Regions from separate parts of the Homo sapiens genome. Here region 2 is linked to region 1. Evidence: chromatin loops called from intact Hi-C (ENCODE). Cell type or tissue: CD4-positive, alpha-beta T cell. All regions are shown on one strand.

The links. A loop is a pair of places that touch in the nucleus more often than their neighbours do. Peaks named below come from ENCODE experiments on the same cell type or tissue, not always from the same donor. Only the 100,000 strongest peaks of a DNase experiment are listed, where the experiment ranks them.
Region 2: a loop joins it to region 1, with 4 times the contacts of the local background. A loop is called at or near these places in 17 of 110 quality-filtered maps.

Annotation. Positions count from the first base shown.
Region 1 is chr1:101,360,711-101,364,710 of GRCh38, reverse strand. All of the region lies in intron 4 of LINC01307 (long intergenic non-protein coding RNA 1307), which reads right to left. Among named protein-coding and RNA genes, the nearest start is that of LINC01307, 39 kb to the right of the region's middle. RefSeq lists a silencer at 91-190 and an enhancer at 621-690. In CD4-positive, alpha-beta T cell, no CTCF peak of the experiment used is centred here; no DNase peak of the experiment used is centred here.
Region 2 is chr1:100,902,941-100,906,940 of GRCh38, reverse strand. It overlaps SLC30A7 (solute carrier family 30 member 7), which reads right to left. Exons shown (of 11, transcript NM_133496.5): 3 at 1-89. Among named protein-coding and RNA genes, the nearest start is that of SLC30A7, 8.9 kb to the right of the region's middle. In CD4-positive, alpha-beta T cell, no CTCF peak of the experiment used is centred here; a DNase peak (open chromatin) is centred at 1,550.

The DNA.
Region 1 (4,000 bases):
GAAGACCCCTGAAGTTCTCTAAGGCTGTCTGTCTTTTCACTCACTACTAAAATAACTCCCCTTTCAGCAACACATATAAGTCATCCTGACAGCTCCAGGATTTATCTAGAGAAAGGGTTTAGTGGTGACAGTCAACCTGAAAAGGGAGCTGTGGGACTGGCTGTGAAACTACATTTGCATAGCAGGTCCATGGTTTAGGGGTGGATTATATGTTCCAAATGAGTTTTTAAGATACTATATTTTTGTACGGATATAATACACATAATACATAACATTGTTTTAATTGTCTTTGTCAAAGGATGGGCGATTCATGAAGATTGTGAAGGTAAAAGGCCCTAAATCGTCCCTTGACTACTACCATGGTTCCAGTCTTTCCTTAGACACTGAATATACTGAGTGAAAAGTAGTTTCTTCACTTCTCCCCCATCATATGGCATTTCCTCAGGGCTGAAGGCTATAAGCCAGCTTGGGGTAACACCACAATGGAGGTGCTGCTGAGCCTGCATTGTCTGAGGCAGATGCTTAGCAAGGGAAGCTCCTCACATTCACCCACAGAAAGTGAAAAAACACAGGGGCTCAGGCCCAGCTCCCAGATTTACTGAATCAGACTCTCAAAGGCTGAGGCTCAAGCACAAGTATCACAAGCACCCCAGGTGATTCTGATGCATAGCCCTGGACAAGAGGCCTGGCCTAATGAGAAAAATCAGGCAATTTGAGTGGGGATACCTAGGTTCAAGTCACACCTCTGCCAAGTGTTATTCACATGGCTCAGAATAACTCATTAAACCCTGGGCACTTTTCTCATGAGTAAAATGAAGACAATAATAGTGCCTGCTCTGCTCTCCTCTAAGGTCATTATAAAGAGCAAATGAAATGACAGTTGTGACATGTCTGCAGCCCTTAAACTCTCAGCTCTGTCCAGTTGACCACTTGAGGGACCTGCACTCTCGCCATCCAAGGACTTGGAGGCCTTCCTTGTCTATGATCTCAGGAAGGCATGTGTTTCCCTTATCTCTGCTGGATCTCAGCTATTTCCATTGTATTAGTTCATTTACATGCTGCTGATAAAGACTTACCCAAAACTGGGAACAAAAAGAGGTTTAATTGGACTTACAGTTCCACATGACTGGGAAGGCCTCAGAATCATGGCAGGAAGTGAAATGCACTTCTTACATGGTGGCAGCAAGAGAAAATGAGAAAGAAGCAAAAGCAGAAACCCCTGATAAACCCATCAGATCTCGTGAGACTTATTCACTATCACGAAATTAGCATGGGAAAGACTGACCCCCATGATTCAACTACCTACCCCTGGGTCCCTCCCACAACATGTGAGAATCCTAGGAGATACAATTCAAGTTGAGATTTGGGTGGGAACATGGCCAAACCATATCACTCTGCCCCTGGCCCCTCCAAATCTCATGTCCTCACCTTTCAAAACCAATCATGCCTTCCCAGCAGTCCCCCAAAGTCTTAACTCATTTCAGCATTAATCCAAAAGTCCACAGTCCAAAGGCTTACCTGAGACAAGTCAAGTCCCTTTCACCTATGAGCCTGTAAAATCAAAAGCAAGCTAGTTACTTCCTGGACACAATGAGGGTATAGGTATTGGGTAAATACAGAAGTTCCAAATGGGAGAAATTAGCCAAAACAAAGGGGTTACAGGGCCCATGCAAGTCTGAAATCGATTGGGGCAAATTTTAAAGCTCCAAAACGATCTCCTTTGACTCCAGCTCTAATATCCAGGTCACGCTGATGCAAAAACTTTCCTCTGGTCTTGGGCATCTCCACCTTTGTGACTTTGCAGGGTACAGCCTCCCTCCCAGCTGCTTTCACGGGCTGGCATTGAGTGTCTGTGGCTTTTCCAGGAGCATGGTGAAAGCTGTTGGTGGATCTACCATTCTGGGCTCAGGACGGTAGCCCTCTTCTCACAGCTCCACTAGGCAGTGCCCCAGTGGGGACTCTGTGTGGGGGGCACTCACGCCACATTTCCCTTCTGCACTGCCCTAGTGGAGGTTCTCCATGAGGGCCCTGCCCCTGCAGCAAACTTTTGCCTGGGTATACAGGCGTTTCCATACATCTTCTGAAGTCTAGGCGGAGGTTCTCAAAACTCAATTCTTGACTTCTGTGCACCTGCAGGCTCAACACCATGTGGAAGTTCCAGCTTTATGTCATAACCTTATTCGGCGAGGCTTTGATCGCTTTTCACTTCCGCCAGATATTACAGTGGTCCGTTACATTGATGACATTATGCTGATTGGATCCAGTGAGCAAGAAGCAGCAAACACACTAGACTTATTGGTGAAACATTTGCTTGCCAGAAGATGGGAAATAAATCTGACTAAAATCCAGGGACCTTCTACCTCAGTAAAAGTTCTAGGGGCCCAGTGGTGTGGGGCCTGTCTAGATACTCCTTCTAAGGTGAAGGATAAGTTGTGCATTTGGCTCCTCCTACAACCAAGAAAGAGGCACAATGCTGAGTGAGCCTATTTGGATTTTGGAGGCAACACATTCCTCATTTGGGTGTGTTACTCAGGCCTATTTATCAAGTGACCTGAAAGGCTACCAGTTTTGAGTGGGATCCAGAACAGAAGAAGGCTCTGCAACAGGTCCGGGCTGCTGTGCAAGCTGCTCTGCCACTTGGGCCATAAGACCCAGCAAATCCAATGGTGCTTGAGGTGTCAGTGGCAGATAGGGTTGCTGTTTGGAGCCTTTAGCAGGCTCCCATAGGTGAATCTCAACAGAAGCATCTAGGATTTTGGAGCAAGGCCCTGCCATCTTCTGCAGATAACTACTCTCCTTTTGAGACACAGCTCTTGGCCTGTTACTGGGCTTCGGTGGAAACTGAACTTTTGACTACGGGTCATCAAGTCACCATGCGACCTGAACTGCCTATCATGAACTGGGAGCTTTCTGATCCATCTAGCCATAAAGTGGGTCATGCACAGCAGCATTCCATCACCAAATGGAAGTGGTATATATGTGATCAGTTTTGGGCAGGTCCTGAAGGCACAAGTAAGTTACATAAGGAAGTGGCTCAAATGCCCATGTTCTCCACTCCTGCCACCCTGCCTTCTCTCCCCCAGCCTGCACAGATGGAATCATGGGAAGTTCCCTATGATCAGTTGACAGAGGAAGAGAAGACTAGGGTCTGGTTCACAGATGGTTCTGCACAATATGCAGGCACCACCTGAAAGTGGACAGCTGCAGCACTACAGCCCCTTTCTAGGACATCCCTGAAGGACAACGGTGAAGGGAAATCTTCCCAGTGGGCAGAACTTGGTTGGGCAATTTTCATGGAAGGATAAATGGCCAGATGTGTGATTATATACTGATTCATGGTCAATAGCCAATGATTTGACTGGATGGTCAGGGACTTGGAAGAAGCATGATTGGAAAATTGGTGACAAAGAAATCTGGGGAAGAGGTATGTGGCTGGACCCCTCTGAGTGGGCAAAAACTGTGAAGATACTTGTATGCCATGTGAGTGCATGCCACATGCACCAACGGGTGGCCTCAGCAGAGGAGGAGTTTAATAATCAAGTGCATGGGATGCCCCACTCTGTGGACACCACTCAGCCTCTTTCCCCTGTCATCACTCAATGGACCCATGAGCAAAGTAGCCATGGTAGCAGGGATGGAGATTACACATGGACTCAGCAACATGAACTTCCACTCATGAAGGCTGACCTGGCTACAGCCACTGCTGAGTGCCCAATTTGCCAGCAGCAGAGACCAACACTGAGCCCTCAACATGGCACCATTCCTTGGGGTGATCAGGCAGCTACCTGGTGGCAGGTTGATTATGCTAGACCTCTCTCATCATGGAAAGGGCAGAGGTTTGTCCTCGCTGGAATAGACACTTACTTCAGATATGGGTTTGCCCATCCTCCATGCAATGCTTCTGCCAAGGCTACAATCCGTGGACTCATGGAATGCCTTGTTCACTGTCATGGTATTCCACACAGCATTGTCTCTGACCAAGGCACTCACTTAAGTGGCT
Region 2 (4,000 bases), 460 kb after region 1:
TCCATTTTGAAATAACAGAAGCTGCCAGTCCAGCCAAAATGGCAGTGCTATCGAAAAACATGTGAAAAGAGTCGGAAATCAAGCCTAAGCTGGAAAAGAACAAACACATTGACAAATTATAATAAAAACCAAACAGTAGGCATCTTTCTCTGAAAGTCTAAGATTCAGCCTTTGTTCATCAGGAATTAACCATCTAAAACAACAATTTAAATATGCTATATAGATAGCTTTGAGGATAAGTTTTAAATATCTAAAAAGTAAACCCTCGTACCTCCTGCACAAGGAAAAGCCCAGCTGCTGCGAGAGAGGTAGAAACAAAAACCATCTGCTGCTGGGTGAGGGGTAGGAATGTGACCACTCCTTGGTCACTTGCAAAGGTCAGCTGCCACTGAAAGAGAGGTAGGAAAAAAAAAGCCATCTACTACTGGGACGAGGCTGATACCTGCTTGCACCCAGGATCTTACAAAGCAAAGGTCTGCTTTTGTTGAGTATCCTGCTCCACCCTTTTGATACCAGGCTGAGGACAGTGGGGACAGGCTGGGAGAGAGGGAGAGCGGCAAGATCATTAATACTCACCCTGACACTGAGGTGCACAGGCTTGCCTGACTAGGGATACAACAAGAGAACCTAGTCCCACCCTCCCCACCAAGTCTTGAATAAAGTATAAGGAACAGCAAACTACCAGTGAGAGCACAAAGAGATATGTGCAGAACTTGCTAAAAGCTGAGAGTGGAGCAAGAACCCTGAAAAAATCCTGCAGTACTCCAAATCCAATACTAATCACAAAGTAGTAGGAACCACTGAAAAATTCAAAGACTGTGATTTGTGGAAATCAGCAATAACAAAACACAAAACCCAGCTCAACCCCAGTTTGACTACTGAGCAAATAGTTTCGAAAGTCCCATACTAACGGCCAAACAGAAAAATAGGTGTGCCCATTTCTGGACATATACAGTCTCTATTATTCTTTTAAACAGAATGTCCAGCACTCAATGACAAAATCAAGAAAGAAAAAAAGAGAGACTCATTGTTAAGAGCTACAACAGTCAACAGAACCAGAAATGGCCCCAATGTTGGAACTATTAGATAGGACTTTAACAACAAATACAATTAATATGTCAAAGGATGTGGTATAAAGTCAGAGAAAATTCATTAACAAATGAATAATTTCTGCAGATAAAAACTATAAAAGAATATAATGGAAATGATAATTTTTTAAAAATTACAATATGGAGGAATAACAGTCATGGGCTTCTGAGCAGACTGGACACAGAGAGAAAGAATCAGTTAGGTCAAAAGAAGTTAAACAAAGTGCAACACAAAGAGAAAAGAGAGTGGAAACAAACAGACAAACAAAAAAAGCAGAGCATCCCAAACCTGTCTGGACGTATCAAACATACTAAAATACATGTATTTAGAGTCTCAGGAACAGAAAAGAAAAAAAGAAAGGGATAGGAAAAGTATTTAAAGAGAAAATGTTTCAGAGTTTTCTGAAATTCATAAAAGAAAATAAATCACAGATCCAAGAAGCTTAATGAACCCAAGCGAGGAAAAAACCCTCCACACGTCACAAACCACTAAACATCAAAGAGAAATAAAAAAATCTTTGAAAACCAGAGGGGAAGAAAGAGAAAAATTAAATTAAAAAAATAAAGATAAAATTTATAGCATGTTTTTCTTCAGAAACTATTCAAGCCAGAATGCAATGGAGCAACACCTTTAAAGTATTGAAAGAGAAAAAAAATACTGTCAACAACCTAAGGTATGACAATAATAGCACACAGAATGGAATAAGAAAATCAAAGTGTATTATTGTAAGGTTCTTATCAGATACATGAAATGACATATTATTTGTGATAATTTAAAGATTAATATTATACATACTAAAGCACCCACTAAGAAAAGCCACCAAAAGAAGGGAAGGAAATCCTCTACCAACACAAAGCAGACGTTCTGCTACCACTGAGAATGGAGAAGGAAAGTTGTCTCCATCCAGGACCATAAACATACACACAGTAGAGTTTGGCTATTACAGGAGAAGGAGTAAAAATGTTGACAAAATCATACCCCTGAGGTTGAGGCTTACAGAATCTACCAAAGACAGAGGCTTTGGGTTAAAGTTAACAAATACCCCTCTGCCTTCACCATAAACTGGGTACTGAGTAACAAGCAACAGCAGTCTATAGCTTGGGCAGGAGTAAGCGCATGAAGAAAAGAGCTTCTGTGGCACAGGCACCATACAGAGATTACTAAAAGCACAAAGTCCAACCAACTAGTGGTCTGACAGACAAGGCATACCTATTTCCGATCATAAATACTATTACCTCAGTATCTACTGTTTTTTACTCATAATGTCCAATATTTGATAAAAAAAATTTCAAAATACACAAAGAGCCAAAAAAAAAAAGAAGTCACTGTGGAGAAAGCAGTTAACAGAACCAGACCAAGATATTGACCCAGATACTGGAGCTATCATAAACTCTAATTAATATGTTAAAGGATCTATGGAAAAAGTGGACAAAAAAATATGAACCAGTGGGGAATTTGGTAGAGAAGTGGGAAATATAAAAAACAATCAAATGGAAATACTAGAAACAAAAAACAAGTTATCAGCGATAAAGAATTCTTCCAATTGGCTTATCACAGACTGGACACAGCTGAGGAAAGAAATCCGTGAACTTGAAGAGAAGTCAATAAAAATGTTCTGAAAGCAATCATCAGTTCAGTCTTTAAAAACAAGCTTCTGAAGTCAGAGTACCTGGGTTCAAATCCCAGCTCCAAATTTACTAGTTCCGTGACCAGTAAGTTACTTAACTTCTTTGTGCCTCAATTTAGCCATCACTTCAATAGAGTATAGTATAAAAGTGTCATAATTGTTATAATAATTGAGTTAATATATATGAAACATTTACCACAATGCTTGTCACATTAAAACCACATTAATATTCCTATTGCTAATTATTAATAAATCACATTATTAATTATTAACTATTATTAATGCTTATAATACCTGGTGTTCCCAAGCACAACCCATACCTCTTAATATTTGGCTAGATGCTAGAGTTTTCATCAGTTGGAAGTGCTACAAACTAAAAGTCAAAAACATTCTTCACACATACAGAAAAAGCATGGTTTTAAATTTTTCTCATAATTTGGAATAATTATATAATTAGAAACTAAGTCAAAGCACATCATTTACCAACAAGAAAAAGCACAATAATTTATAAACCTCTGCCAAATCATTACAAAAGATTTTAGAAAATGTCTTAAACTTTTATCATGAACCTTATTTATTCCACTGAAATATAGATATATTAGAAAGTTTAAGTGCAGATAGTACTTTAACCATCTCATCTGACATCTAACTCAAAGCAGAATGAGAATTGGTGAATAAATGATAAAGCAGAATAATAAAACTGATACATGAGGACAAGGTAAGGGGCATATTATTCATGCAATTCTCTTAGATTTAATATTTTAAGATTTGTCCTTGTATAGTTAGATTACCGAAAATTACACACTTGAACCATAACATCTATGTAACATGGAAAATAATGATTTAACTTTATTTTGAAGTATGAAAGACTCATGTGAAGAATTTCTCTATACTGTGATAAAACCATTAATAAAGACATTGTCTATGATTTTGTTTTCGATCCCCCAAGAAAAGATTAATATGGCAAAATACTGTTAAAATTTGATTTCAGAAAACTGTCTTTCTACTCTGATAAAATGATAGAGTTGTGTTCACTTTATGGAATTTTATAACTAAATTTAAAAGTCAATTTTGGGAGCTAAATTAGACTATATATTTAATAGATTAATTTTTTCCTCCCTAGGTATGGTTTCTAAATGTTTTTATTTCTTAATGTGTTTTATTAGTATATATAGCTTTTATTTTAAATTACTGTAATCAGTTTTAGAAGGCAGGGCATTCATTGTAAATAAATATAAACAAACATTTACTGATTTATTGATCTATATTTTACTATCTATTTCA